Linked DNA regions of Mus musculus: region 2 is linked to region 1. Evidence: chromatin loops called from intact Hi-C (ENCODE). Cell type or tissue: gastrocnemius. All regions are shown on one strand. Each heading gives the region's core, and the rest is flanking DNA. Links, peaks and the distances in the headings are about the cores only.

Region 1 (15,889 bases), core at 3,911-8,910:
TTTGATTACCTTCTGTCATGCTTATGTGAAATGTTTATGAAGTTCTGACTTTTTGTGGCATGAAGATTCTTTTTGTTTGGGGCTAGATTATATTCTACCATCTGGGTGTATTGAACTTATTATCCCTTCACCTATGGGACACCAGGTTTCTTCTCAGTCTTGTCATTTCTGAATAATGCTACTTTATCTGTATTCAGGTTTTATATGGCCACACATATTGAACTTACTTAAGTGAGGTCTAAGGAGTGTGATTGTTCTTATAGAGACTTATAAAGTGACTGTACCACTTTATACTTCCACAAGCAATGAACTTGAATCCTGTTGTGTCTCCTCATCATTTGGTGTGGCCAGTTGTTGTTGTTTTTAATCCTAAACACTTTAATTGGTATGAGGTAGTAACTCATTGTAGTTTTAGATCGTGTTTCTATGTCAACATATAGAGAGAGACGATGAGTCAATGAACAGTTTTCAGAGGGAAGGGATGACTGAGGATGGTGGACAGGATGCGTATAAAAGCAGTTGCGTTAGAGGCATTTTTGGAATGATGAACAGTTTGTACTATGTTTGTGGGGATGGTTAGGCAATTCTACATGTGTTGCAAAGATATAAAACTGCACACACAGCGAGGAGATGTTGACACATGCCTTTAATCCCAGCACTTGCAAGGCAAAGGCAAGTAGATCTCTGTGAGTTCAAGGCCACCTTGGTCTACAGAGTGAGATCCAGGAGTTCCAGAGCTAAAACAGAGAAACCTTGTTTTAAAAAAATAAAACAAACAAAACAAACAAACAAAACAAACAAACAAACAAACAAACACAAAACACCAAACAGAAAAACTCAAAAAACAAACACACACACACACATGATGCATGGTTTTATTGGTTCATAATGTGTTAACTCTATTATGAAAATGTTGGGGTAAATAAGTTGAAGGCTCTGTGAATCTATATCACTTTTGCAACTTCCCCTAAATCTATAGTTATTTCAAATAAAAAGGTTTTAAAATGTCAATTGCCCCCCAAATGATGAAGAGATTCCAGAGAGTATTATACAAGGCCCAGAAGGTGTTTTTACAGGAACTAGAATGCTGACTTAGAACTTTAGGTCAAATTCAAAAGAACTAAAGTCATCAATGAGCCCATGCAGAAGATGGAAGAAGTTGGAACATTTAAGCTATCTCACTTACCGTAAATCTACAGTAATACCAAGATGTAGACTGTTGATAAACAGATCAATAAAACGATTCAGAATAAAGCTCACATGTGTATGGTCAGTTTGCTTTTTAGATAAAAATGAAGAGATAATTCAGTGGAGGGAAGAGAGCAGCCATTCCACCAACTGTGCTGCACAATCAGCCACGTACAAGGAAATGAAGTAGAATTGTATCTCAGGAGGACACATGCTTAACAAGAGCAAGGCTTTGCTTCTTACACACACACACACACACACACACACACACACACACACACACACACGCATGCACACCATGTAAACATCCCACACACAGTATGCATGTGCACATTAGTACATGAAACACTTTGCAATCTTTGCAAACTTTCTAGTTTGGGGTTTAGCACCTCTACTGTGCTAATTAATTAATTCATCTAAGAAACTTTGACAAAATGATCACTCTTCTTAACTATTTAATTTTTATTCCTTGACAATTTCACACACATATACAGGGAATTTTGATGTTTTCACCCCCATTTCTTTCTCTCATTCCCCTTCTGTGTTAATTTGAATAAAGTGTTGCACACAAGTCTCAGGGATTTAAATTCTTCATCCCCAGCTAGTGGCTGTTTGGGGAAGATTAGGAGATATGGTATTGCTGGAGGAAGTATGTGACCAGGGGAGAACTAACAGTTTCAAAAGACTCTAGTTCATCAGCTTTCTTTGCTGTCTGTTTATGGATCAGGCTGTGAGCTCTCGGCTTCTGCTCCAGGGCCATACCTGCTTGCCTGCTGCTATGATGTCTGCAATGATGGTCATGGACTCTGAACTGGCTAGAACTGTCAGCCCCAAATACGTCTTTTCTTCTCTAAGTTGTCTTGGTCATGTTGTTTTATCACAGCGATAGCAAAGTACCTAATATATACACTCCTGCTGCTGAAACATTTATTTTATTCCCAAGAAGTCGGCATCCTAAATCTATGCCATTGAGTGTGAGAGCCACTGAGTTTAACTAGGATTGCTTCCAGGAGCCCAAGGTTATTTCCTGGAGCATGAACAGCTTATCTGTGGCTACACTACTGAAGAAAATGATAGTCACCAGCCTTCATTAACTGTCGGTAGTCCCCCGAGGGAGGGAGGGGCCTCATAAGCCCCTCCCTTATCCATGATGGATGGTTCACCAGGCCAATCTTATTCAGATCTTGTGGAGGAAAACACATCTGCCCTGAGTTCATGAAGGCAAAGGCCATGTCAAGTCCAGAAGGCACCTACTGCAGTGCACCCTTCCCATCCTCTGGCTCTGATGGACAGATAATACCGCACTTAAGGCTGAGCATGCCCCTGTCAATCATTTGTAGTGTTCTGACCCGTTATGAGTCTGTATATTAAAATGTTTACCCTTTAATATAAAGTTGCCATAGAGTTGGAGATCAGAAAGACCTCATTTGCAATTCTGGCTTTGCCACAGGCTGACAGTCTTCAGGTAGGCTGCTTAACTCCTTGAAGAGCTCTGACAACCTGTACATGCATTTGTGATACATTTGCTTGTCTAAAGCTGATAGTTGAGTGACATCATATTTTTTGTGTGTGCCACTCTCTTGCCAGGAACACATTAGAGTCAATCAGCATCCAATTGTTACACTTCTGCCTGCCTTGGCTCTAAGAGCAGCATCTGCCTTCACAGTCTGCCTTCCTTCTTCCATGGGGGTTGGTTGGTTTCAGAATGGGATGAGTCAGCATAGTTCCGCACCTCACACAGAGAACTCACTCATTTTCCTTAAACCCCTCAATCCTTTCCAAGCCCATGAGCATCCCTTGGCAGCTCCACACACCACACGCCCATCTGAGAACACTCACCAGGTAAAAGCGAGGCACTTCGGCTCACTCTGAACTTTTCAATACACTGTCAGGGACTAACTCCATGGTGAATACCTCTGAATGCATTGATTTCTTTAGAGCAATTTGATCCCCACAATCCAGAGCTGACTTCCCTGAGGCCAATCAATACATCAATGGAAATATAAATAAATCAAAATAAAACTCTACACCTCTAGAACTCATGTGGACATCATAATATGACTACTATCTAAGACACTCTTTTTAGTCTCACTTCTTTTGTGTGTAGGTTTTCTCCAAAATCAGTAGTCTGTGAGGACAAGAATACTTCTGAAACATATAAATGGCTTAAAACCATCCACAGTTTTTATTTGATGCATTGGTTTTGATGACATAAACAATGTCACACACAGTCATGCTTCTTTTTATTAGATATTTTCTTTATTTACATTTCAAATGCTATCCTGAAAGTCCCATATACCCTCCCCCAGCCCTGCTCCCCAACCCACCCACTCCTGCTTTCTGGCCCTGGCATTCCCCTGTACTGGGGCATATAATCTTTGCAAGACCAAGGGCCTCTCCTCCCATTGATGGCTGACTAGGCCATCCTCTGCTACATATGCAACTAGAGACACAGTTCTGGGAGGTACTGGTTAGTTCATATTGTTGTTCCTCCTATAGTGTTGCAGACCCCTTTAGCTCCTTGGGTAATTTCTCTAGCTCCTTCATTAGGGGCCCTGTGTGCCATACAATAGATGACTGTGAGCATCCACTTCTGTATTTGCCAGGCACTGGCATAGCCTCACAAAAGATAGCTATATCAGGGTCCTGTCAGCAAAATCTTGCTGGCATATGCAATAGTGTCTGGGTTTGGTGGTTGTTTATGGGATGGATCCCCTTACTCATCTCTCACCACCTCAGACACCTCAGAGTTCTTAGCTCAGGTATTTTCTCTTTCTCAGGGATTCCTTTCCTTCTTTTGACTCGACTCATCTGGAAGGTGGAGCCACAGTTGAAGCTACATGTCCTCCATGAAACTTAGAGTTCATGGTATCTGTTTACATTCTCAGCTTCCCATGGCCTTCAGCTGTGGGGCTGGGATTTTAGAAATCCATATTAATCTCTAGCTGTGGGAAGTTGAACAAGGTATTTGCTCTTCTCATCCTATATCATCTGTAACTTCAAAATGAAGACACTAGCAGGACACTCAGGACCATTGTGAGGACTGAACGAGGCAATGCACATGGAAGTTCTTTGCAAATTGAGCCAGGGTAAACAAATAAAATGGTTACTTATGCCTCAAATAGCCCTCATCCCAGATTGCCTTTCTTGTGTGTGGATATGGCTCCTGATTCCTTTTGAGAAATGCTGTGAAGGTCGAGCTGTTTTATCCATCTTTACAACCCCTAACATGCTTTACACATGCAGGCATACATTAGGACATGGAACGGAGAGTATTTAGTATGGGGTGGAGCCGATCTTCTCTTCATTCAGCGAAGCAAATTATCCATCGCTGCATCATTTCTCTATTTAGCCAGCAATCAATACACACATTTGCCCTTACAATGTTTTACTAGAAGATTGCTTTCATGGGGAAGAGGGTGAGTTAGGCCCCCCCCCCCCCGCCACTGTACCCCAATGGGTACCACATGTTCAAAGCCTGCAGAGCAAGTCACCAGCACAATTCATCAAATGATTATAGGAATTCAGGAAACAGCAAGTCCTCATTAAACCAAAATAACAATCCGCAGCAGATGCATGCTCTATTTTCAAACTATGCCCTTGTGTTCTATTACCCCAGAGTTGTGGAGTCAAAGCTTGTAACAGAGTAACTGAGCTGGAAGCCAAAATAGGATGATTGTGCAGCTCTTGTGGAGAAGTCTAAATCGGAATTGCAGATGTTTATAGCCAAAGTCAAGAACATCTTCCATCTGAGGAGGGAACACAGAACTCAACTATTGCTAATGTCATAACTTTAAAAAAGAAGAATAGTGTTGAGATTTTTACTGTGAACCCTTTTATGTAACCACTTCCATTTTTAACTAGTCCTCCTGGTAGACCTGGGCTTCTTCCCTCTTTGTATTCCCAACAGTCCAGTCTCTGCACATCTCTGATTAGCACATTGCACACTGTCTGGGAACAAGATCTACTTACACTTCAATCCAGTTAGACTTAGTTTCTTTCTTTCTTTCTTTCTTTCTTTCTTTCTTTCTTTCTTTCTTTCTTTCTTTCTTTCTTTCTTTCCTTCTTTCTTTCTTTCTTTCTCTTCCTCTCTCTCCTTCCTTCCTTTCATTCTTTCTTTCTCCTTTATATGTATATATGTACATATGTGTGCATATGTGTGCACACACATGTGTATATGTATGCAGAAACCAGAGTCAGACACTGGGTGTCTTCTTCTGTTACTTCTCCGTATTTTTTTTCCAATTCAGGGTCTTACTATATCACTATGGCCTGGAAATCTCTGTACAGACCAGGCTGACCTTGAATTTATAGAGATCTGCTTGCTTCCAGCTCCAGAGTGCTGGGATTAAAGATGAATTGCACTGTTCCCAAGCCAGTTAAACATTCTTAAGAGAGCATAGAGACTGAATTAGTTAAGTGGTGCTAAGTTTGGGCATTGTCCTTGTAGAAAGAAAGGTTGATGTACCACTAGATGTGATTCTTCACTTCTGAAGAGAGTTATGAGTGTAAGTAGACATTTATGAGCCCTTACCATATAGAAGAGCCGGGGCTATGGGAGAGGGGAGAGGTAAAGGGGGTGGGAGATAAAGGCTTAGATTTACCATTTATTTACTTGGCAAAGAACTTTGGGCAAGGCTTTTGATCATTCTGAGTGCCAAGTTTTTTTTTTTTAATTAAAAAATTTATCTGACAAATGATTTGAAGAATGCATGTTATAAGCCAGCTGTTGTGCAAGATGTTAGGGAAACAGTGATAAATGGGATGTGGGCTTTCTTTGAAAATAAGTATTACTTACAGCACGACAGAGATAAATGAATGCTACTTAAGGTGGGGCCAAGATAGAAATGGTTCCATTTTGAAAAACAGCCACTCTAGTCCTGGAAGATCAGGACAGATTTCTGACACAATGGCATTCAAGAGGAGCACATGACGATTCATCATGCCAAGACTAGGAAGGAAGAGGAAGTGAATCAGGCAGAGGGACAAGAAGCACAAACTCCCAGACAGCAAGAGGCAGGGATACATTTAAGGACCTGTAAGCATTTTAGTATGAGCTGTGAGAGTATGCAAGAAGGAGAGACAAGTAGGCGGGTCTAAACGATGAAACATCTTGGTGGTTGGTCATAGAAGGCTGGCTTCCATTCTCAATAGAATCTGAAAAGCCATGAAGGTGTTTTTAACTAGGGAAACTAATCAGTGAGATGATATTTTAGAGATGTAATTATTTTTGCAGGGCAGAAACTGCATTAGAAATAGGAAGGCAAGTTAGGAAGCCGTCAAGAGTCTAGATGCAGAACAAAGACACTATGAGTCAAGACAGTGGTTTCAGAAATAAAAGCAAACCAAAATGTTGGATTCTAGAGACAAGGAGGTGAGGGTGCCAATTACTGTTTGTCACATACTCATTAAACATTGTATACATGTACTAAAATGTCACACTACCCCATAAACATGTACAATGACCATGAGCTGATTAAAAGAGGTTAGATATCACTGTAAGTAAGTAATTAAGTAAGTAATTAACAAACTGAATTTCAATAGAGTGTTGGCAATTGGCTGCTGGCTTAGCAATGAGAAATGTATTTAACGCAACCATCATTGTGACTCGTTTTTTACACTTGATGCGCCCGCGTGTGTGTGTGTTTTCAGACAGCATCAACTAGAGCATTTGCAGTTTTAACCATGCAAACCACAAACACAGACCTCAGCTTCTACCCGTGCTTCCTTTCCCTCTGTAGAAAGAGAGGGTGCTTGTCCTAGAAATGTCAGTTTCTTTCATCGGGCCCTTCAAAACCATTGCCTCAAGAAATTACCACTGTTAACACTACCAGTCCTACATCTCTCTTCCCTTTTCCACAGGATGGGCATCCTCAGGAAGCAAGCACAGAACATCTTGTACACATAAAACATGTTATTGTGTGCTTAGGGATCTATATACCTGTCAGTTAATATTAATAGTTAACAGGAAAGGAAAAAAAATCTATATTTAAGTGTGTTGGAGACACAGAAGAATTATATAATCATGGGAATAAGTTGGGAAAGACTTATGGGGTGAGGGTACCTGTGAAAATAAGCAATCTATGTTGGCTGTTTGTAGGTCTTTTGTTGGTATTTTAAATAAAGTGTTAGAAAGTCTAATTTCATGGAATATAACACCAGTGGCATGTGGTATACTTTGCAAGTAAATCCTTTTATTTTCATATTTCTTGCTCATAGAAAAGGTTATTTTTTTTTTTACTTTGATATGACTGTTCCGGCATGGGAGGAGTTATTACTATAGCAACCACTGCATTTAGCACATGTCCAGCTGGAACACAGAAAAGGTTTCTACCTCTTTAAATAGTAGTGACATGATTCAAGGATGGGAGGCTTCAAAGCACGGTGGATATAGAAGAGAAAGAGATGAAGGAAAAGGAGAAGGGTGGAGGCAGAGATGCATTCAGAAAGATGTGGATAAAAAAACAATCTTTTCAATGACAAATGAACAGACCAATAAAACTTTGCACACATGGGCAGGGTGGGGGGACTTGGAAACATGGAAATGAGTCAGATTTGATGTTCCACATCTACTCAAAGATGCATATTTCACAGGAGTACCCTTCATACCTGCTGGATGCTATGGAAACTCTCCCTGTGTATATGTGACTGCACAAGGCAGACATCAAGTCACACAAGTGACACAGGGACTTAAGAAGGGGTCAGGAAAGCAGAGTGGCCCTACCCATATGGTTTCATTCCAAGTTAGTGTTACATACTCAAGGAGTTCTGGGGACCAAAGGGATAGGTTTGTCACCACCTGGTAAATGAAAAGCCACTAAAATACCAGTTTACATAGGAAATCTACTACTATATACACAGCAGGCTGAGGAATCTTGGAGAAAGGACACTCCCGGTGATGGAAGCCTGTCTTCTCAGAGCAAATCTGCACCTGTTTTCCTCTGAGCACATCTGTTCCCTGACCTGTGCTTTGTTTTCTCTTTATTAAAGTGGGGATGCAGGGGCAGGAGCCAGGGCTGCATCAGTTAGAAGGCTGAAATGGGAACCTGTGAGCACTGAACAAGTTACAATTTCCAACTAGCTTAACAATAAAAAAATTTATTGGACCGTGAAATGGAAAATTTCAGACAGACTGGTGGCTCGTGCCTGTAGCTTCAGTATTTAGAAGGCAGAGCAGAGAGAAGCACTGTAGGGAGGAGAGTGACTACATGGAGACTGGTTGTTGTTGTTATCATTTTGGTTTCCAGACACAAGGCAGTTGCAAATGTGAACACACAGCAGTGTGACAGCATGCCTAAGGTCTGTGCAAGATCATGTCAGATAAAATTCCAGTATGGTGGATGGAGGTGGGGTTCTATGGGAGGGTTGTCAGGAGTCTCACCCCTAACGAAGGCGCTATTAGCAGTTGAAAGTGGGGGAGAGAATCAGTTTTCTTTAAGGAGGAGGCCACCAAGAGGCTATTCCTGTATTAGTAGTAGATGGATGGTCCTGTGTCTTAGAACACACAGGCAAGCGCTAAGTGTACTTTGAGTTTAAAAATGACAAAATTGGGAGGGAGTAATGTTAGGGGGATAAGAGAATGATTAGAAGGGAGGGAATAGGGTGGACTTGATCAAAACATGCACACACACACATACACATTCACACATAGACACATTCACACACACATTCACAGCACTCGCAGAGACACAAAGGCGTGAGCATGCACACACACACTCATTCACACACACATACTCTCACACACACACATAGACACACACACACACTCACCAGTATACACAGTTCTCAAACAATAAAATATAATTTAGACAAAAGCAACTTTAATGTTAGAAAATTCTAGTAGGAGCGGTGCCTGGAAAGACAGCTCAAGGGTTGAAGACTCTCTTCCATCATGCTGAGGAAATCATTTCATTCCGTCTCTGATGAGGGACTAAAGGATGGAATCAGGGAAGATATGTGATCAGATCTATGTTTCCCTCAGGTAATCAACCTGGAAGAAAAGATGAGGGTTCTAGGTGATAATGTTTTGTGTTGCTAGATAAGATAGTAGTACTAAACCTACGGAAGCTATTGGAAGGAGGAGGAGCATATTGGGAGAAAAGGCAGTTACCCCAGGACACCCAGAGATGTAAATGTTTTTGGGAGACACAGGTCTTTGCTTCCCATTGTACTCAGGAAGGGGTGTGGCCTTCAAACATTGCTTGTGTAATTGTCCCCCCTTTTAAACTTACATGTAGTATTAAACTGGAGGATTTAGAAGCGGTCTTATGATATTCAGAAGAAACATGTTTGTTGTTTATACCTTGGCTACCCCTTTAATGTCTGAATTTATTCTCTAAAGTGTTCTTTAGGTAAATCGTTGAGCCAAGTTTCCCCCTGTCAGAAAATGACATTTCTCCCAGGAAGTGATGTTCACTGAATCACCCAAAGTCTTCTTAATTTATCAGAGATTCTCCATCGTGGCTCAACAAGCCAACCAGGCACTCTTCAGTCCCTTGTTGGGGAGTGGTCTGCACATGGAGGAGGTGATGTCAGTCTGCCCTGGTAGCCCTATGAGCTAATGTTTCTTGGAAAATGGTCATATTTCCATGCTGCCATTATTCCGAGTTCCTCAAACTTCTTGGGTGAATTCTATCTAGATTTAATTTGTGCTTTGTTTAAAGCATAAATTAACTTGGAGCTCCAACTTGGAACACATATCATTTGTGGATGGACCGTGACAGCTGTAGAATGTGTTCCTTCTGGAACACAGGAGACTGGAGATAGGACTTGAGTCTTGACCCCTGTGCATAAATTTCTGGATCAACTGCTGGCCAAGCCATTGCCCAAAAATAGAATCATTAAATAGCCATCATAGGAGACAACTAAAGCAATCAGACTGGAATGGATATGCTGTCTCTTTTTGAGTATTTAGATGACTGAATTGGATCTTATACTATGTAGACACTTCTCCTTTAAAAGCTTAAATGATATCTGAAATCTACCTACTTAAAGGGCTCTTCTTATTTATCATACTTGATATGTAACTAAGTTAGTATTGACATTCAGGTTAAGTTTATAAAGATGTGTGGGAGGTCACATATGAGTATCCCATCTGCTCACCCCATCATTCCTTTTATTAATTTAGACATATATCCCAATTTGTTTTGGGCCACCTACTGTTTCCATGCTACTCATGAAGACAATTATAAAACACAACTCTCACCTCAAAGAAACTAAGATTCGACTTATTCTTGGGCCAAATATGAGTCACCATGGCCTGGAAATAGGAATTTAGGTTTCTTCTCCAAATACGTTCAACGGTTGAAACAATTTCATGAACTTTTTATAGCTACAGAACAAAAGAAAGTCATAAGTCAAGGTTTCTTTAGTTTGCTTTCTTTTCAAAATCCTTCAATGACAACATCAGGTGGGCAGGTTTAGCACAGCAAAGACATCTCTGCTGTAGGTTCGAGATGTTGTGTGGTATTGGTGGAAACTAGTGAGATATGAACACCCCAAAGGTCTCATGTGATGTCAGAAAGATGTTAGGTCAAATACACAGGTGGGCAATAAATGGCTATTAAGGAGCTAATGAGAGCCTGAAGTAATTTAATTATTGGCTTTCAAAATCTCAACAATCTATTATCATACAGTTCCAATCACTCAACCAGAACTACAGAGTCTAACATAAGTATGACTCTATCCCCTGGGGAATATTTAGTTCTTAGCACTATACAATCAAATAAACATGACTTTTCTCTCTTAAGAAACTTTGAGGAACTAAAAAGTCTTAATATGTAGCATGAAGTATTATGTTCAAGTTGCTAAGAATGTGAAGATAGCTGAGGAATAGATAAAAGACAGAGACTAAAAAAGAATCCAAAAGTGACAATTTCCATGTTCTTCATTAATATATAAGCTTTGGGACCCTAAGGATGGGATGAAAGTCACTATTGATTAAATTTTACAGGGTTGATATAGTTTTATGTTTTGTTTTGTTTGGAAGGGTTTTTTTTGTTTTTTGTTTCTTGTTTTTGTTTTGCTTTGTTGTTGAAACATGGAGAGAACGGTAGAAAAACAACCAGGAATTCTAGGTCATATGGAAAAATGAGTAAATGTTTGCCTTAATCTTGTGTCTTTTTTTTTCTTCTGTTGCACACACTGGCAAACTTGCCACATCTGCTTCTTTCACCCTGCCCGAGTTATTTCCCTGCTGTCCACCAGGAGGCCTGGGCATGGCCTAGCTCAGAGGAACCTTTCCTCACCAAGGGGATAGTAGAAAGATCCAGAAGTGCATGAGTAAGGCCTTTTATAAGCACCTAGTGTTCTGTGGCTGTTTGGATTAGTGTGTTTGCATTGGTATGTGTGTATTTATCTCTTACTGTAGCTATTATGAAATAAATATAATAAATTATTATGTGACTTCTCTCCTTTCAGCTATCAAATATGAAAAGAGAGACAACCTTCTCCTTTGTAGGACAGAATGGTGGTGATTTTGTTTAAGAACAAGATTCATGATTAACTTCAAGCCTTATTCAAACTCTTCCCACTGTTGTGAGGAGAAAAATCCATTCATCTACTGTGGTCTCGATCACTAGGTTCTCATCTTCATTTAAAGGACTCTGCATCTAATTTCAGTCACCATCAAGATAATAACTGTAACCAGGAGTGAAGGAACACCCTATAGAGAGTTTACCTCACAATTCACCTGAACTAAAGTGATGACAAATTGCTTTAATGACTCCCTCAGAGATGCTTAGCAGACTCAACCATCCACTGGTTGCTTCCCTTTGTAGTGTCCCTCATCCTCCCTTGACGTAACCCACATGTTTAAAAGAGTCATGATCAGAGATCCAGGCAAAGCTATATATGTACAAATATCTGTTCAAAGAAATAACAGTGATATTTATTCTGAATTCTATTTATAAATGTAAAATTCACCTTGGATGAGCATTTGCAAAGAACGTTTATAATTTCGTCAATACTAAATTATTTTAATCCCCAAGATGATTCTCAAGAAGACAAAGATACAGCAAAACTCAGAAGGAAAATTTGCTTAGATCCAGGACTTACATTAGGTCACATTAAGGGTGGTGGTAGGAAGGTCAAAGAGATTCATTTGAAATCCCAACTTTATCTCTTTAAAAATTATAGACTGATAAACAGAGTGACAGAGATGGGGGGGGGGCGACAAAATCTTGGTATGCTTCCCAGGTTAATCCCCCTGCCTCATCTTCCCAGGTGCTATTATTTAGGGTATATACCACTGTATAAAATTATTTTTAACTGAAACATATTTGTACGTCAATAGAGTACAGTATAAGCTGAAGTATGTAATGATCAAATATTAGCATTTCTGTGTTGCTAAAAAGTTACTATTTCCCTGTTTTGTGAGTCATTGGTTCCTTCTTTTTTAGTTATTTGGAAATATACATAAAATTGCTGTGGCAGTAGGTATGCTACCATGCTATAGAGCACTCAGGCCATCTCCTTCCTTGGCACTCCACTGTTGTGCCTGTTGTTTTGCCTCCCCATTCCTCAATCTCTCTGCAGTATCAAGTGACAATTGTTCTCTCTACTTCTATGAGATTCAATTTTTTTGTTTGTTTGTTCTTATTTTTGTTTCTACAAAAGTGTATCTACACTTTGTTTCTACAAGTGAGCTTCTGCAGAATTTGTCCTCTATGACCAGGTTCCTTCACTAATCACACTATCCCTACCTGCATTTATGCCACAAATGACAGGATGTCATTTTAGGTTCTATAGAATGGTATTGCATTGTGTTGCTGCCCACATCTCCTTTATCTGTTCATCCATTCAGGGACACTGCCATTGGATTTTTACATTGTCTACTATAAAATAAATGTGGGATGTATGGGCCCCTGATACAGTGACTCCATTCTCTTTAGTTCTATACCTGGTAGTGAAATAGTTATGTCAAATTTTAGTTACTGGAGGAGCCACCACACAATTTCCCATGTTGATTATAATATAGCACCAAAAATGGAATAGCATTTATTTTCTTGTTTTTATATCCTTGATAGCATTTATTATTACATCTTTTTTTAAAAAAAATACCCATTCCAAGGGAATGTAACAATATCTTACTGTAGTTTTATTTTTTGTCCTTCTGATAATTTGTGTTGGTGAGCATTTTTTCCTTTGGAAAATGTCTATTCAGATCAGTTCCCTATTGCTTAAGTAGACTATTTGATTTGTCATTCCCTTATACATCTGTGTATTAACATATCTTATCAGATGAATAATTAACCAATATTTTCTCTAGTGCTTAAGGTTCTCTCAGTTCTAATTGGTTCACTTAAAATACAAATATTTTACTACATAAAGTCAAAGTTAATCTAGTTAATTTAATAGAGCTACTCATAACTTTTATTAATCATGAAAATATTAATGCCAATTTTTATTTTAGAAAAAGAGAGGGGGAAAAGAGACAGAGAGATTGAGAGAGGACAAGATAGAGACACAGAGAAATGAGGCACTTATATCTCAAGGCAGAGGATGGGAAAGTTCTAGCACAAAAGTATGTAAAGAAATTGTAGCCAACTTGGAAGCACAGAAATAGACACATTTAGAAAGTATTTTTCAGTTTACTCAGAAACTACTAAAGCACCTATTTTTTTTCTCTGGGTATTGAACTGATAGTCTTTCTTTTTCTCCTGCCAGCCCCATTAGACCACAAGAAAAACATCACATTCACAACAAGAAAGAATTCTAATATACACTCACTTTATATTATACATTTTGCCTAATCTTGAGTACTAGAATGCATAATGTTTCCGAAGGAGACATGCAGGCATACACAAACTGTGAACAAAATATTCAAATTTGTATCCACAGAAGTGCCCTTAGAACAGAATAAGTTGTTTGCAAAGCAAGATCAGACTTTTTAAGACTGTGGGACAAAAGTGCACTTAGGCAGAAGTTTCTGATGGCCTATTCCAAGGCACAAAAGTACAAATTCAGTTTTGAATAGATCTTGTCAAAATCTGAGACACTAAATAATCTTTCCAGGGAGAGGGAAGAAAGAAGATGGGGCTGACTGGCATGAAGCAGCAGAAAGGAACAGAAGGCTGGAGTGTGAAGTGCCCAGTGTGTGCACAGGGATTTCTGGTCTCTAGAAGAGCTCTTTCTGCTTTCCCTGTTTTCTGCTTATCACCCTCCTGTCCCCTGCAAGATGCTGTGACATCTTCAGACAAAGCAGAGAGCAAGCTTTTCTTTCTTTATTCAGTGATGCCATTGAACACTACATGCTGTGACACAACAGCCTTGCAAACATGAAGGCACCACGGAAGCCCTGAAAGCCACAGTTGGCCCAGGATGTCCTTCAGCCAATCGTAATCATTACTACTCTACCACCAGGGTATACAGTTCTGGGGCTCTTCATGTCTTCCCTGTTTAGAAGCAGAAATCTCTGCTCAGAAATCTGTCCACAGCAACAGCACTGCCATATGGGGCAGGAGAGATGGCTCAGTGGATAAGAGCACAGACTGCTCTTCCAGAGGACCCAAGTTCAATTCCCAGCATCCATATGATGACTCATGATTGCCAGTTACTCCAGTCCCAAGGGATCTGGCTCTCACTTCTGCCTCTGTGGGCACCAGGCAAGCATGTAGGATAGACATACATACAAGCAAAAATTAAAAAAAAAATGGTACAATGGATATTTTTTAAAAATTCTTTTTTTTTGAAGCCAGTTGAAGTTTACCAAGAAAGTATTGTAATATCAAAGTAAGAGAGAATAAATACCAAGGGAACCCTGGCATGTGGCATAAAAAGGCCCCACACTTCTTAGGAGACCCATCTCCTAAACATTCTTGAGCTGTCAACAAACCATTATACTTATTTGTAGATTGAGACCTAAATAATTGGAGGTAGTTTGATTATTTCCCTTCTTTTGACTATTGGGATGGAATTTCCATAATGGAAAATAGAGTCCGAGTCCTGTGTCCTTGAGCAAGGACTTGTGTTAGGAGTGGTCTCTTGTATTAGTTTATTTTCATTTGTTATAACAAAATCCCTAGAACATGGTGCTTTGTATTAAAACACTGTTTATTCTATTCTGCTCATGTTTGGAGGCTGGAAGTCCCAGGTTAGGTAGTCCCATCTGTTTGGTTTCTGGTAAATGTCTCCTTGAATGGACTGTGACTTTGTGGACAATGGAGTGTGTGCCAATCACATGATGGACCGAAAGCCAGAGGAAAGCGTTACCTTACTACAGTCCACTTTCACAGGAGCTGACACTTGGCTAGACCAGATAATCATTTCTCCAGGCAGTGTGGTTCGTGACCTCAGTTTTGTACTGAGCCCCAAATGTTTTAAATTTCACCACCTCTCAGTATTGCCACGCTGGGGATCAAGTCTCCACCATATGAACTTTTGGGACTCTAACACATCCAAATTAATTAAGTACCTTTTCTGTATAGGCACACAGATTTTAGGCTTTCCATATGAAATCATCTTCACTGCAAATACTCAGCTTTGCCCTATGCCTTCCAAGCAGCCACACACGCTGTGTAAGCAATGTGCTGTATTCACGAGCACATACTCGGGTCTTTATAACTTGCACAATGTCTTTCTGTTCTAGAATTTATACTCTGTTCTTTTGCACAACAATATTATGTGTTGAAATAGTCTGCTTAGCTCTTTTAAATGTTACATAGTACTTAATTATATTTGTAAAGATGACTTGCTAAAAATT
Region 2 (15,889 bases), core at 7,196-12,195, 380 kb after region 1:
CCTAGCCTCACGAATATCTTTCTCTTTGTTATCCAGCTGCAAGCCCAGAAATTGCCCCACAGACATCCCATACTGCCTCTGGACTCAATTACTAAGTTCTTCCCTTGGCTCAGGTCCTCATTTGCCTCCATAGATCCAGCCTGGGAGCAGATAAGCCTGGCAGGTATCTATCCTGGGACTCTAAGAGTGTTACATCTTAAACTGACCACCCCCCCCATGCTAATAGAAAACCCCACCCATAGAAAACCCACATCAAATTAAGCAACTGATTCCTAAGCCCAACACCCAGCATTTGACATTTCTCCTTAAGCTGTTGAGAAAATCTAGGACGATCCCAAAATCCCATGGCACCAAGGCTAAAATAATTGTCTGTTGCCTGGAAGCTCATTAGCAGACAATAACCCGAGAAGAGTGCCCGGTTCTCTAACGAAAGTGTTCTTGTTCCAGGAAATGCTTTCCCAGCTGGATCCATAGACCCCAGGTATCACAAGTTGCTGTGTATAGCGCATGCTGATAAGACATCTGGGATACAAAAAGCTTGATTTCTTTCTACAGGAGAGATACTGAATAGCTAAGGAAATGGGCCATGCTCATTAAAGGCATTTCAAGAAAATTGTCTCATTGCGTTCTTGCTCATGGGATTGTTCAACATGAATACTGGCCCAAATCTCCGTCTTTTTACAGCTGCTTCACTTCCCAACCCCAGTGTAGGTTAAGTCCCTCCATAAAGGACCCCTGAGGTGTCCACTTTGTTTTTGGTGACAAGGTTCCGCTCACTGAGAGCCACTCCAACTCCTCCATCTTTTGGAGTTCTTGACCAATAAGATGGTTGACATTCGAGCTAAAATAACCATTGAATAGCCAGACACACAGGAACGATTCTTACCCTCCAAGACTCAGACACTGAATTAGCTGCCCACAGATGAAGTCCTCCTGGTCTCTGGCCTGGAAGCCATCACTTCATCACCACGTTGTGCCTAGATGGTCCGGAGCGGGTGCACCACTCTCACTGCGCATGTGCCTCTCTCTCCAGAGCTCCGTCCCTCCTGCACCTGAGCATGCCAGAGCTCGTGGCCAGTGCCATGTACTGCACTGAGCTACAATCAGGGCTATGAAGCAAGAGCTTCACCAGTCATTCATACTCCACGTCTATTTCCAGCTCACACTCATCTCCTTTGAAACTCAGTGTAGCTTGCTAAGAAGGACTTCTTCCGTTAACCAGATCGGCCCAATCCATCTGCCTGGTTCTTCTTCCATTCTGGTGTTCTCTGTTGCCAAAGGGTCCGTGTGCGACTTTATGGAATATGCTAGAGAATAAAATGGCTGCGGCTGCACAGATTGATAGGATCAAGAACTAAGACTTCCACACTGGCCATGGTGGCGCACATCTTAATCCCAACACTCAGCAGGCAGAGGCAGGTAAATCTCTGTGTGAGTTTGAGGACAGCCTGGTCTACATAGGGAGTTTCAGGACAGCCAGAGCTATATAGAATGACCATGATCATGTCTCAAAGAAAAGAAACCTTAGACTTCCACGTTACCATTGCTTTTCTGTATCCAAGCTCATTGTATGAAATTCTCAAAGAATCACTTTTTAAAAAATAAATTTTAAAATATTACCGCTTCAAAACATTCTTTTTCAGAAAGAGAAAGCTGCCAGTTCTTTCATTCTTTCCTTCAAGAATGTCCTGACGTCGGGAGCGAGTGCGTTATAAACAGCGACATCAACGTGACTGTTTGGTTTTGACCTTGGATTGTCTGTATGTCACTTAGAGTCGCTTTCCAGCAGTTACACCACAGTATCCAGGCATGGACACCCCAGTGGCTCCTGGTGGCTCCACAAAGAAGTGAAGGTTTTCAGTTTTGTGAGTAACTTGTGAACTAAGATTTGTCGAGACTTTATTAAATGTCTACTTGAGAAGAAAAGAGAAAGAAAAAACTGTCCTGAAACTCCATGCAGCTGGATCATAGGTCGATCACTCTGCCTCCGTTGCAGCACCAAGGCAAACCCCTTGCTGGCGATGCTCTTCCATTCACCAAAACCTGCTTCAAGGCCTGAGATCAGCTCCGTGGTAGACCAGCTGCCTCACAGGAGCTAGGCTCTAGAACACTAGGAAAGTATAAACCTATTCCAAAATCCCCATCACTGTACCTATCAACCCCTGGCCTGCAATATCAGAAACCTCTCCCTGTTGGAACCTTTAGCCACAGCCACAAACCCTGACGACCCACACTGATCTGAAGATGGTGCAACCCTTCACTATAATCAATGCTATTCAGCTTTGACTTATCAGCAAGTATCTGTAGTAGTCTTTTCTCGGGGTCAGCAGTCTATGTACTATCTTTTTTTCACATCCCAAATGCTGCCCCTACTCCTGGTCCCCCCCCCTTTACAGAATTCCTCCCTTCTCCCTCACTTTCTCCTCTGAGAGGATGGATATTCCCCTGGGTATCCTCCCACCACCCTGGTGCATCAATTCTCTTCAGAAACAGGCGCATTCTCTCCCCCTAAGGCTAAAGCAGCCCTGTTGGGGAAGGGATTCCACAATCGAGCTACAGCTATAGGGACAGCCCCTGTTCTAGTTTTTGGGGGATCCACATGGAGACTGCGCTACATATCTGCTACATATGTGCTGGGGCCTGGGTCCAGCCTATGTATGCGTTTTGCTTGGTAGGTCAGTCTCTGAGAGCTCCCAGGGGTCCAAGGTAGTTGCCTCTGTTGGTCTTCCTGTATGTACTATCTTTTATTAAACTGAATGCTGCCCAAGCTTTCCTGCTTCAGGATGGGAGAGCCTCCGTCCTGTGTGAGCGGTATGTCAGTGGTGGTATATGGAAGGGCCGCCAGACAATGAGTTGACCGATACTATTTTTCTCAGTCACACAGCTCAGCCATTGTGGCAACTCTGAGGTATATACAGCGGTTGTGTGGGTTTTTTTTAGTAGAACTTTCTGCCCCCAAGAAAAGAGGGGACTTGTCTTGCCTAACATTCATGTCTTAACTTACCAACCAGGATGCCAATTACCCATGAACATGACTCTTTCTGCCTAGTAGAATATCAATTCCCAGGGAGGTCTTGGGAACTTAAAACTTTACTCAGTCTCTACTCAAAAAGGAAGTTTTACTCCAAATGGCTTCTTATATTGGTGCAGGTGTCTCTCTTATGTTGGGGTCCATCCCAGGGTCAGCTTATAAAAGCAAAAACCATAAAAGCTTATATACAGATGCAGGAAGTGCTGCCAGTTAGCTGGCTTAGGTTCAGGCTTATTGTAGCTAACTATTCAAAGCAGTTCCAACTGACCTCTTTTGTGATTGGTGTACAAGAACACCAAAGTATAGGACATAACAGACGATGCATTCAACTTGGGTATGAGAAAGTTTCCCAGTAACAGCACATGAAAGTTTCCACGTAACAGTAATAACAACATAAAATGGCTGACTAGACCAGCAGCAGTTACCCAGGCCTATGTTGTGGGTTTGGCTTAAAGCTTGCATTATGTTATTTGGGTTCCCAAGTTGCATGAGAATCCCGCATGTACATCCTTGCCCCCTGTTGGGTTTGATTGGTAAATAAAGTTGCCAGTAGCCAGTGACTGGGCAGGGAAACAGAGGCGGACTTTAGGATTCTTGGGCAAGGGAACAGAGAGAAGGAGGTAGAATCGCCATACAGGAAAAGAGTAAGATGCAGGCTTGAGAGCCGCCAAAGACATTGTACCAATCATGTAAGAGCTACAGAAGAGTGGCCCCAGAGGACCCCCTCATTGGGTCTTGGGTAGCAAGGATTAAATATAGATTTTAGAAAGTAATAATTTAGGAGTATCGATCGGAGGGGAGGCATTAGCAATGTGGATGTTTGGGAGTGGCCTAAACATTGACCTAATTAAGGCATATTAAATATAAGGCTGTGTGTGTGTGTGTGTGTGTGAGAGAGAGAGAGAGAGAGAGAGAGAGAGAGAGAGAGAGAGAGAGTTTCACTCAGAACATTGGGATGGGTAGCAAGGAACTCCACCACTGCTGCCACTGGGGAGATTAGAGTAGATGAATCCAACACAGCAGCAGACCTTAACAGAGACACTATATCAGGGATTAGTTACAACACAGTTAGAGCCAAGACCTTCCTGAGGCCAGAAAAGCACTGCAAATGGGAGACAGGGAGCCTCAAGTGTGAAGAGCCAGGCAGTCCCTGTTCTCTACTAACGCCCTTGGTGTGCAGCATACTCTTTACAGAAGACGGAGGACAGAAGGGACCAAAATCAACTCAACAAGGAAACAAGGAAACAAAACGACTTAAGAACACATGAAGGTCACAGGCAGATGCGTCTCCAAAGATGTATAAATGCCCAACATCAAAGCTACAGTCAGATACCAGTTCACACCCAATACAGTAGCTATAAATTAAAAAAACAGAAAATAGTGAGTGCTGGCAAGGACTGGAAACAAATGAGCCCTGTGTGCCACTGTGAGTGTGAAATAGGCACGGCCCTGCAGAAAACGGGTTCACAAGCAATAAAATAAAACTGTCACCTGATCCAACCGTTCCACTTCTGAATAGACACCCAGAAGAGCTGAAGGTCTCCAAGAGACCTGAATGCTTGTGTTCACAGTAGCATTATTCTAATAGCTGAAAGGCAGAAGCGTCCCAAACACCTGCAGACGCATGAATGCATAGACAACTGTGTGCTTGTTTGGCTTTATAACAGAAGGAAACTCAGGCACATACCACCAAAAAAAAAAAAAAAAAAAAAAAAATGAGAATTGTATATACTAAGGAAAGCACTCCAAGAACCAAAAGACAAAACCTGCGTGATCCCACTAATATGAGGCAGCTAGAATAGTCAGTATCGTGAGGATCGAGAGTGGAATGGTGGTTTCCCAGGGTTCACAGAGAGGTATTGCTTAGTAAGTGTCAGTTTTACAAAATAAAAAGAACTCAGGTTGGAGAGGATGGTTCCGCGGGGAAGAGCACTGACTGCTCTTCTGGAGGACCTGCCTTAGATTCCTCGCACTCACGGGCTGGCACGCCTACCTGCAACTCCAGTTACAGGGGAGCTATTGCCCTCTTCTGGCTTTCGTGGGCTTTGCCTCTACATGGTACACAAACATTCATGCAGCTAAAACACCCATAAACATAAACTAAAAGTAGGTCTAAACAGAAGACAAAAATGGTAAAATCACTATGGAGATGGGTGGTGGTGGTGGCAGTTGCTAATGGCAGTGACATGGTCTAAAGGCAGATGGGAAAAGACAGCTTTAGTCCATGAACATGGTGATGAGTGTCTCAACAAGGAAGGTATTGTGAGACAGTCTTTCAGTGTGCACAAATGGGCATCCGCGTATGAATATCAGCTGTGATGTTTACTGCTATTAACACTCTTCAATATGAAAGAAGGAGGTAGAATTCCAATAAGCCAATAATGACCCAACCCACAACAAGGAAACAAGTCTGAAGACTTAGCTGAGGTCGGAGGGTTGTTTGTGGCTGTCAGTTGTAACATTGTTTCCCTCTTCTCATTAGCATCAGCCTTCAGAGTCAACCACAACAGACAGACGGGAAATATTTTATAAGAGGCCACAGAGAGACATAAAAGTGTGCTGGGAGCAGTTGAGAGGTGGCGTCTCTTCCATAAGTAATGGTAAGTATATATTTAATGATCATTAAATTTTCATCTGAAATGCATTTCGCATGTTACTGATTTCTCCGAACTTCATTTATTTTCCACTCTTCACTTTTTAGACACACTCATCACACCACAAAAGACACATTGTCCCACATTTGGCTAAAATCATAACAGACGATGCACAGTCTGGATTTAGGGGAGTGACTCCAAACCCATAAGCCGGGCACACATTTAAAATTATTGGAATCCCAGACCCCTTTACAAGGCTCCCGGTGTCTACAGAGGATAAAGTCGGGGGGGGGGGGGGGGCTGTGAGGTGGATCTTCATTTGCATTTGGATGGAAATAAAAGTAAAAGCATTGAGCCATAGGGACACAGAACTGGGGAGATAATTTTCCAGTCTGGTACATTTAAAGTCCATTATGCTGAAACATTTATGTCTCCTGCTTTGCAAACATAAGAAGTCATATATATGCTAAACTCATAACATTATTAATTCATCAGACACTTACAGCCCCCTATCTCCAGGAATCACAAGGAGTCTTTAAACAACAAATGACTTTGAAAGTAATCTCAGCATATAGTGCTGAGGTCAGCAGAACGGATTCTCATTAAAGGACAGAAACATGACGTCACTCGAGAAGACAGCTCAGCATAGAAACCCTGATGAGAGTCTGCCATCCCATGGAAGTTCCGGTTAGTTTGGGGAAGTACAAAGGTGAAGGGGCTGCCCACCTGTCGTAGGGCTTCATCCAGTGAAGGAGAGTGTTTCAAAAGGTCACACTGAGACTATTATAAAAACTAATCAGGACCTTCAAAATACCGTAGCATCGATTAAAGCCATGAAGTTGGGGAAGGGCAAAGCATCAGCTGGTACAGGAAGAAGTACTTGGAAGATTTTCTACCCACGTCTGAAGTCTCCCTTGATTGCTTATAGCCTGGGATGACTTAGTTTCATCTATGAGCTTGATTGAGATTTGGGGGAGAGTTGGTTCAAAAGTAAGGAACAAGAAAACCAAAACTGAGAAGTTAACAGTAAAATCAATCCTGGACTGGTACGAAAGATTAATTTGGTGGTGGTGGTGGTGGTGGTGTTTTATCAAAGTGGCCACAATAGTTCCCATAGTGTGTGATTTTGTATTAACCACAACTTACCTTACCTACTGTCCATCCAAGGGTAGCACCCATGTTCCTCCTTCCCCATTGGATCTGGGTGAGCTACTTCCAAAGCTGGGGATAAGAAGCAAGAAGCCTTTTCCTGTTTGACATCCAGCTCACTGTTTAGTCCTTGTCCACGTCTTGGGACAGGTTTAGGACAGCAAAGTTTATAAGGCAGGGTTCCTCTTGACACCCATGTGGTTGCTGGCTCGCACACGGGACCAAACAACCATGGACAGCTCCTCTAAAACCAGGAGCCCAAATCAATCTTTTCTCCTTTCTACTGGGTCTTTGGTGACAGCATGAAAAGCTAAGACCTCATGCAATCATACTGCTGCCATCCCTCCAGGAAAGCTCTCTCCAAGCAAGAGGCCCTAAAGCCAACAAAGGAGTGTCATCCAGAGTGTATGAAGAAAAAATTTGGGGGCCTAGAAAAATGAGAAACTTTTCAGAAAAGAGAGAGCTCTGATCATAATAAAACTAAAACAAAATACTCACTCTCAGGTAATGTGAAAATTAAAACAACTGAATAAAACCTTACATAATTCAAAATTGGAAAAAATTAAGAGCCATGTTACGTCATGGACCCAAAATTAGTTACTACTGGGGTTGTGACCAGGTGCAATCAATTTAGGAAACATTGTAACAACAGGTATAGGGGTTAAGGGGCACACACTGAAGGCCGGCTTCTACCCTGAAGTCTCCAGCCTGTGGACACTCACAGGCATTCGCAGCAGACAGCGCAAGGATATTCGCTTCCAGCAGCCATTTGTAACAGAAAACAAGTGGAGCTCAACTCTTTCCAGATGGGTAAAGATAAATATGCTAAGGTTTATCCACAGAACGGAAAGCTTCCTAAAGAAGAATTCTAAAATAATTAAAATTGTGAGGAACAAACACCCTGTCCCACTCCTAACAATTAGCAAAGGAGACTCCAAGTAGTAAGAGCAACCTTGCAAGGTCAGGTGCCATCCACGGTGATCAGTCACATGAATGTGGTGAGCTCAGGAGGGGACAACCTTTCACGTCATCTGCCACTTATATGTATGTGGGTGTATTTTGGCTCTTTATGACCTGTTTAGTTTAAATCTGTTTAAGAGTGTTAAAACACTGCACAGGACATGGGACAAGTTGGGCTGCTGAGATTTTTTTTTTACTATGATTAAATATTAGCTTATTAGGTGAGGGCAGCTAGAGTCCTTAGCAAGGAACAATGTTTTATGCTCAATGTATTTGGACCTAGGCTGACTTAAGCCATTCTTATTTTGAAAATTGACACTCATTTTTTATTTTTTATTTTTTTACAAAATGATAGTTATATTGAGGTCTATAAACATGTATGCTATTTTAAAGTATCCGTTGAAGGAGCTGGAGACATGGCTTAGTACTTAGAAGGTCCTCACATAGAGGACCAGAGTTTGGCTGCCAGCATCTGTATCCAGTATCTCACAACCACCTGTAACTCCAGCTCCAGAGAATATGATGCCCTCTTCTGGCATCCATGGGCATCTCCCTACATCTACAACCCACACATGACAACTTCACATATATGCACCATTGAATTGATTTTTTAAAAAATTAAAGAGGAGGAAGAGAGGAGGAGAGAACTGGAAATGACCAAAGATTTTTGTCATCCTTCCAAAATAATGAGTTCTCCTTTCATAGCTTCATTGATGTTGGACATACACAAACACACAGAAACACACACACACACACACACACACACACACACACACACAAGCTTGCCTACTTTCTGGGCCAGAAGCAAAGGACTTCCTTGTCAGCCTAGGCAGCTCATAGCCCATATTCTCATTAGTTCTCCTGCCTTCAAAATCCCATAAGGGTGTTGCAGAGCGTACCAGGTAAATGCTATATCCGCAGTGGGTTTATGTCACAGCTGAGGGGCCTCTTAATCACGCACGCATGTGCATGGGTGCACTCGTGTATAGTGTGTGTGTGTGTGTGTGTGTGTGTGTGTGTGTGTGTATGCGCGCCCGTGTGTGTCAACGTTCAGCATAAAGCCCAGCACCCTTTTGGAAGGCCAGGCCTTACTGGATAAGCTCCAGTGCTGTAACTTGCATGACTCAGCAAATCTAAATTTTGATCCGTTATGCGACATCTCATCCTTTGTGGGTCATGCTGTAAGCCTGGGGTTTTACAGCTTGACAAAAAGACATTCTTAAGGACACAGGTAAATGTTCCTAGGGCTCAGGGTGCAAACAAGGGTTTGGGGGTGCTTCCAATAAAACTGAGATAAACATACAGGGTTGACTGCAATACAACAGCTGCAGTGGCTGAGTCTGTCTCCTTCCAAAAACAAGTGTGTTGAGCAATAGCCCCACCTACAGACGGCTTCTGGAACTGCAGCAGTAAGAACATGGCTTCTGGTAGCTTTCTACTCCTTTTCCTCTCCTCTACTTTTCTGGTTTGTTTTCTTTTGGTTTTCCAGACAGGGTTTCTCTGTGTAGCCCTGACTCCTAGAACTCGCTCTGTAAACCAGGCTGGCCTCGAACTCACAGAAATCCTCCTGCCTCTGCCTCCTGTGTGCTGGGACTAAAGGTGTGCTCCACCACCTCTAGAAAGACAAGTATTATCTTGTTCACCACCACCCTGGAGGCTGGCTCACCAAACAGTGACCTCACGTGGCACTGGCCTCCCCATCCAAAGTCTCATCAGGACAAATGCAAAGCTTTTCTCCCACTTAAACCCTTTAAAGTTCTTAAAGCGCTCTGAATGTTTTGCCGGCAATACAGTTTTTGCTAAGTGACAAGAGTACATTTTTATAATCTATCCCAAGATCAATCACCTCTTTTCTACTTATAATTAATATTTGCAAGCTTCACTAAGCAGGCTCTGAGATCACATTTCCATTAATAATCTAAATTATAAAGAATTCAAATCCCATAGTCTACGGTTCCAGGAAATTCAGTTTTTTACCAGAACCTGCCCCAAAGGGATTCTAGGAGACAGTTTTTTCCTGCCATGTAAGTCCTTCCTGGAACCAGCCATCTGCCACCAGGTCCCTTATATCTGCAACCCCTGAGGCTCTGCTCAGACGGCCATCTCTCTGCTTCCTCTAACAAGTGTATTCCCAGGAGCCGGCCCTTTGCTTTATTAGAGTATCCCTAGAGACCCGAGTTGACATGGTGAGAAGCTAAGGGAAGTACCTCCAGAGTCATGTGACCGCCCCTGCTTGGGTCCCCTCCCAATACAGCAATGACACCGAGTTGTGTGCAGGGATGTGTAACTGTCATCAGAGACCTGAGTCTAGCTTCCTAGTAGCTGTATGGCTTCAGGAAGCCCAGCTTTCTGAATCTCCCTCCTCATCTGTACAATGGAGAGTGAGCTGGCAGCTTCTAGGCCACAAAAGAACTTACACACCAATATTCAAAAAGCGGCATCAGACCAGATGCTCACTAACCAAGTAAACGATAGTATGAACACAGTGCAAGTTTATAGGACCGAATATCGTCTGCACAGAAAGGAACAGGCATGCTGCAGTGCCCTGCATCAATGAACTGGGATGCTGGTGTGTCCTGCATCAGGGGATGCTGGTGTGTCCTATATCAATGAACATGCATGTTGGTGTGTCCAGCATCAATGAACCTCTAAGGTTATACACTGAGTAAAAGAAGCTACCCAGGAAAGTCACCAAAGTCACATGAATTCGTGTCCATGAAGCATCCAGGATGGGGAAGTCTATAGAGGAAGTACACTCATAGCTGCCTGGGGCTGGGAGTTGTAGAGAAACCGGAAGGGAGCAGGGATGACAACCAATACAAGTAAGTTATCTTTATAGGCTGATGAAGATGGCTTATAATTAAATGGTGCTTGTTCAACTCTGTAAATATGCTTTAAAAACCTATAAACTGAAGCCAGCAAGAGGGCTGGGTAAGTGAAGGTGCTTGGTGGCAAGTCTACTGATCCCCACCACCACATACATACATACATACATACATACATACATATAAATAAACATAATTTAAAAATTAAATATCACTAACTTAAACGCTTTAAATTCGTAACGTTTCTGCTTTGCAAATTAGAAATTAATAGAGCCATTTAAAATGCTAAGTACCTTTCAAACGTATTTAGTTTGATAATGCATGCAAAGTACTTAACACAGTAGTGTCACAGAGTAAGTGCTCGATAAACATTAGCAATTCAACTCAGTAGTCCAACGTCAAGACATTTCAGAGAGTCGTTCTTCCTCCCCCCACCCCCTGAAACAATGGTACCTCAATCTCTGGGCTCAACAACTAAAACCTAATCTTGTAAGCCTTATTTAAATCCTACTCCTCCAATGGTGAATCCTTGTGGATCCGCCATGATACCGGGAAACTCTAGCAGCTACATCTTACCCCTCTGCTGTCCCATTCCAAAATGGACCAGAGAGTCAGTCTTAAATAGCATAAAATACAAGCAAGCACTGTGTAGGCTGGGCTGCAGCAAGTGTGTTGTGTGAGCCGGCTAGTTTTTGTCAACATGACACAAACTAAAATCACTTCGGAAAGATCATCTCACCCACCAGACCAGCTCATGTCTGTGGGAACATTTTCTTGATTAATGACTGGTGTGGGCAGGTCCAGCCTACTGTGGAGTTCAGAGACTCGTATGAGCCCAACGTGGACTCATGCAGCCACTGGGATATTGGCTGCACCAGTAACTGAAAGAGGTGATTCTCAGAGCTTCACCTCTTCCGGCATGGGCTAAAAACGGCTAGTTATGATTCTTGGATGGAGTGTCCAGGGCCTCAGCAGTAACTCACGAGAGGAAGGAGGAATTCCACGGTTTTCTAGGAACCTGAACAGGTGAGTGTTGACGGTCCCAGTAGCCAAAAGTTTAAATTAGAACAATGATATGACCTTCTTTCTGCTTACTTCATTCCCTTATGTTGCTGTGATAAACACCATGACTCTAAGAAACCTGGGAGAGAAAAGGCTTTGCTTCATCTTATAACACCTAGATAATAGTCCATCACTGAAGAAAGTCAGGGCAGGAACTCAAAGCAGGAGTGTGAAAGCAGGACTGGAAGCAGAAACCATGTGGGGGTCCTGTCTTCTCGCCTGTTCTCTATGGCTTGCTCTGCCTGCTTTCTCATACAACCCAGGACCACCTAGTCAGGAGTGACCTAAAGGGAATAAATTCCCAAAAGTAGTCCCCTGGCCACACATATGGCATGGCATATGCCCCTCAACACTCATAAGTAAATAATATGTGTAATAAAAATTTTAAACATCAGTAACTTAAACACTTTAAACAGGTAAGTTTTGTAGCTTGTAAACTAGAAGTTGATAAGGTTATTCATGTACTAGTGGAAAGTTACTGACTAGCCCTCCGTGGCTTCCTCAGCCTGTTTTCTTGTGCATCTCAAGATCACCTGCCCAGGGTGGTACCTCCCTCAGTGGGCCAGGCCCTCCCACAATCATCAACTGAGAAAATGACCCGACAGAACTGCCTACAGGTCACTCTTCTAGAGACAATTCATCAAAAGGGGTTCCCTCTCTCAAGGTGACACACCATGTATTTTGTAAAAGAGATTTTACTGAGACTTCTTGTCAATAGCTCAGGCCATGGAAACAAATCCCTCTCCACAACTCCCTCCGAGTTCAAGCGGTGCCCATGGAATGATGGGAAGGAAATTCGTAGTCTCCATAGCAACTGGATCCAACATGGGGTGCAGGGTTATGTGGACCACAGGTTCACAGGGAGAGAAAAGTTGGTAAGGTCTCACCAGCCCAAATAAAAGCCAGAAAAGGAGTAACAGGGCTTTGGGCTAGCGTAGAGACGAGAATGGAACAGACTAGGGAAGAGTCGGATCTACTCTGTAGCTAGAAGAATTGTGTGATTCTTTCTACCCAGGTGGGATTTCGTCTCCTCAAATTTTACACAACAGGACTGAAAACTTGATGTGGTGCAGGTTTTGTTTTATCTGGGTAAAAACACGTGAGTAAGAAAATGGGATGCAGGCTCCAAAGTGCACCTAACATATCAGATACCATCTTATTAAACCCATTTCAAGAAATAGTATTATTGTTCTTCCCAAGCACAAATTAGCCCTTGAGTGTTCAGAGAAAAGCTCCGAAAGACAGTGGCTCTGGCTGGCTAGCTGACTGCAAGGAGATCCTACATGCAGAAGGATTAACTGCACATATGAATTTCCTCAGCTTCCGAGCCGAGCGTCCCACCACGCTGGTGAAACCTCCAGCTCAGCTGCTATACACAGTAGGGCTCTGTGAAGGATGGGAGCCACCAGGGCAAAATGAATGAAACAAGAATGAAGGTGATTGGTCTCTTGCCCTTTGGAGTCTCTGGACTGTACATTTTGTTCGCTCTAGGCTGGGAGGTCTGGGAAAGATGAAGATGGGCTTTCATATTTTAATACATGTAGACAACGCCTCCTTTGGCACATAGAAATGGTTAACAGCAACTGGGGACAAGGCCTTCACTCAAAGCTCTGTCAGAAGAAGCTATGGCCACTTCTTAAAACTTATTAAACTACCACCTGGCAGAGATGCTAATGTTTTAAGACCTTAATGTTGTCTAATGATGTCACAGAGTCGCTGGGGACCTGGGTACAATACAGCCATGGGAACACGACAATGGAGCAGCCTTTCAAATAATAGTCACTCGAGGATAGCCTGCCTTAGTCATTCCCACCAATTAGTGGCCCAGAGCTCTAGCCTGGCAAGCCCAACTGGAGCAATAAATATGGCCTCCCAGGACACCACACAGCTGAGGTGTTATTGTTTCCAGAGATCTGAGGTGACTTTTAAAAGAACCTCAATTAGTCACATGTTATGTGGAGTCCCAGCAATGCCGCAGTTGGCACCCACAGGTTTAGCGTGGAGAGAGCTCAGCTGATGGGGTAGTGGTGGAACCGCTGGGCCTCTGCTGGGAGCTTTGGGCTACCTCACTGGCAACCTGATGACTGCTCAGTCAGTGTAGGCTGATGGCGATGTGTGAAACACTCAGATCTGGAAAGCGAGCTTCTACAGTGATGAGCGCAGCCAGCGGTGGGTAAGAGCAGGAGAGATGAATGAGGGGGGTGGTGCCTGTGCCCGCTGACTCCAGCAATGACCTCGGTTGGGGTAGGAGTTGAAATTTATGAACTAAGGCCCGGAATATCCCCCATTCTTCTTCTCTGTTTGAAATAAACAGTCTTCAACTACTTTCCAGGATTTTAGAAGTACAGATACCTGAATCTCAGCCCAGAGATTGTATTCCCACAGATACAGGACATACTCAGGAATCTATATTCCTATACGTGTCCCAGGGATCCCAGCACAGCAAACACAGAGAGCCATGTTTGGACATAACGGCTCAAGCTCGCTCGTTTCCATGTATCATAGCAATCACAGAACTGGCTGTGCCTCAGATGAGGAGACCGAGGAACCAGCATGCCCCTGGCTTCCACAATGACTTGTTTCTGTGTCACAGGCTAGTGTCAGACTTCTCCCTCCCAGTCAGCTCCGCACAGTCCTTTTGGCAAACACACACATCACACCAACTCAACTCAGCAAATGTTTATTGGGCACCTACGGTAATCAAGGCACAGTACCAGGGGCTATGGGCACGATGAGGAGGGCTAGCTCTCACCCTCATGAGGCTCACAGTCTATGAGGGAGACAGATACACTCGCAGAAATATAAGGCAGAATGAGGCGAGCTCTATGCCTGAGGTAAAAATAGAGGGAAAGCAGGGGACAGAGATAAGCCAAACATCACCTCAGGTGATTGACAGCAGAGTGGCCTTTCAACCAGTCCTGGCCAAGCAGGTACAATTCACACAGGTGGGACAGGAGAGGGGATGCTTCAAGCACAGGAAGCAAGTGTTCAGAGTAAGGAGAGCTGTCTGCCTCGAGCGGAGGGTGCTGAAAGGTTAACAGGAGCCTCGAGCGGAGGGTGCTGAAAGGTTAACAGGAGCCTTGAGCGGAGGGTGCTGAAAGGTTAACAGGAGTCAACGCCAGAGGCATGGAGCAACGCCAAATGGTAGAGGCTGTCTTTAGAATATGGGGTCATCGAACTTCATTCTGTAGGCAATGGGAGCCACTAATGATGACCTAGTGAGGGCTCAGCCTCATTTCCTGACTTCCCAGCACACTTCTGTGAGCAACACGTTAGTACTAGCTTGCTGTTGTTAACTTTATGGCCTCTCATCTTCTCTAGGTCTCAACGCAGAAGCCAGCTCGGGTCTTAGGGCCACACACTCTTTCCAAGTCTGTACAAAGCTAAAAAGCAGCAACCTCCATAGGCAAAATTTGAGCTCTCCTCAAAACCATGCACCGACTCCAGAAAAAAGGAAGTGAGGCTTCCCAGAACGGCTTGAGAGTAAGGAGCAGGGCACTTAGACCAAGCTGACTTTGCAACCTAAGCGTGGCCAAGATAAATCAACTCAGAGAAAGCAGGAGAGCCACAGGAAATGGTGAGAGACACAAGTAGTAACATCAGAGTCACCTAGACTAAACCGTTTTTTCTGGGAGGCTTTTGGGCATCACCATGCACCGCTCCAGGCCTCTGGCTCAAGAGACCCTGATGCTCAACTCTCTGGAATCATCAGATTAGGTTGCTATGGACACAAATACAGACAGTTCTCTACTGGCAGCAGCTCCTAGGATCCTGCCTAACTATCCAATGAAGAGGAAGAATGGCGCCCAGCTCCACCTGGGCCACCCCAGCCTGGGAGGGGGTGTGAGGCCACGGCTGTCCAGGTGGACACAGCAATGCTGGTTAGTGAAGGTTCACCCAAGACCTCCACACCAGCTGAAGTGGTCGCTTGGGTGGGGAGCAAAGAGGAAGGTGAAGTGACAGCAGGGTTCCCAAGGAGAATTGTTCCTGAGGTGCTGGCGTGCACCTCTGAGCCTGATGCCACGGGGCCCCCACCTCCATTGCTAATGGTCCACAGGCACGGATAGGGGCTGCAGAAATGGAGAGATGGGAATCAGAAGTGATACTTTAGCAATGAAACACTACCAAGCACACATACATTGCCGAGAGGGCCAGCAATATTCCCGGGAGGACTTCTGGCAATGACTGTGTCTCTATTTCTACAGAAAGCCAAGGATCCCAGTGAAATATAGATGTAGTGAATAAGAAAGAAAAAAGGGGGGGCTAGA

Evidence for each region. Peaks named below come from ENCODE experiments on the same cell type or tissue, not always from the same donor. Only the 100,000 strongest peaks of a DNase experiment are listed, where the experiment ranks them.
Region 2: a loop joins it to region 1, with 5 times the contacts of the local background. A loop is called at or near these places in 9 of 42 quality-filtered maps.

What each region holds. Positions count from the first base shown.
Region 1 is chr1:164,751,081-164,766,969 of GRCm38, forward strand. No RefSeq gene overlaps it. Among named protein-coding and RNA genes, the nearest start is that of Dpt, 38 kb to the right of the region's middle. In gastrocnemius, for the core only: no CTCF peak of the experiment used is centred there; no DNase peak of the experiment used is centred there; H3K27ac peaks cover 1,566 bases.
Region 2 is chr1:165,123,567-165,139,455 of GRCm38, forward strand. Tbx19 (T-box 19) reads right to left here. Exons shown (of 8, transcript NM_032005.4): 8 at 14,287-15,691. The coding sequence ends at 15,397. Among named protein-coding and RNA genes, the nearest start is that of Tbx19, 29 kb to the right of the region's middle. In gastrocnemius, for the core only: a CTCF peak has its summit at 9,123; a DNase peak (open chromatin) is centred at 9,119; H3K4me3 peaks cover 186 bases.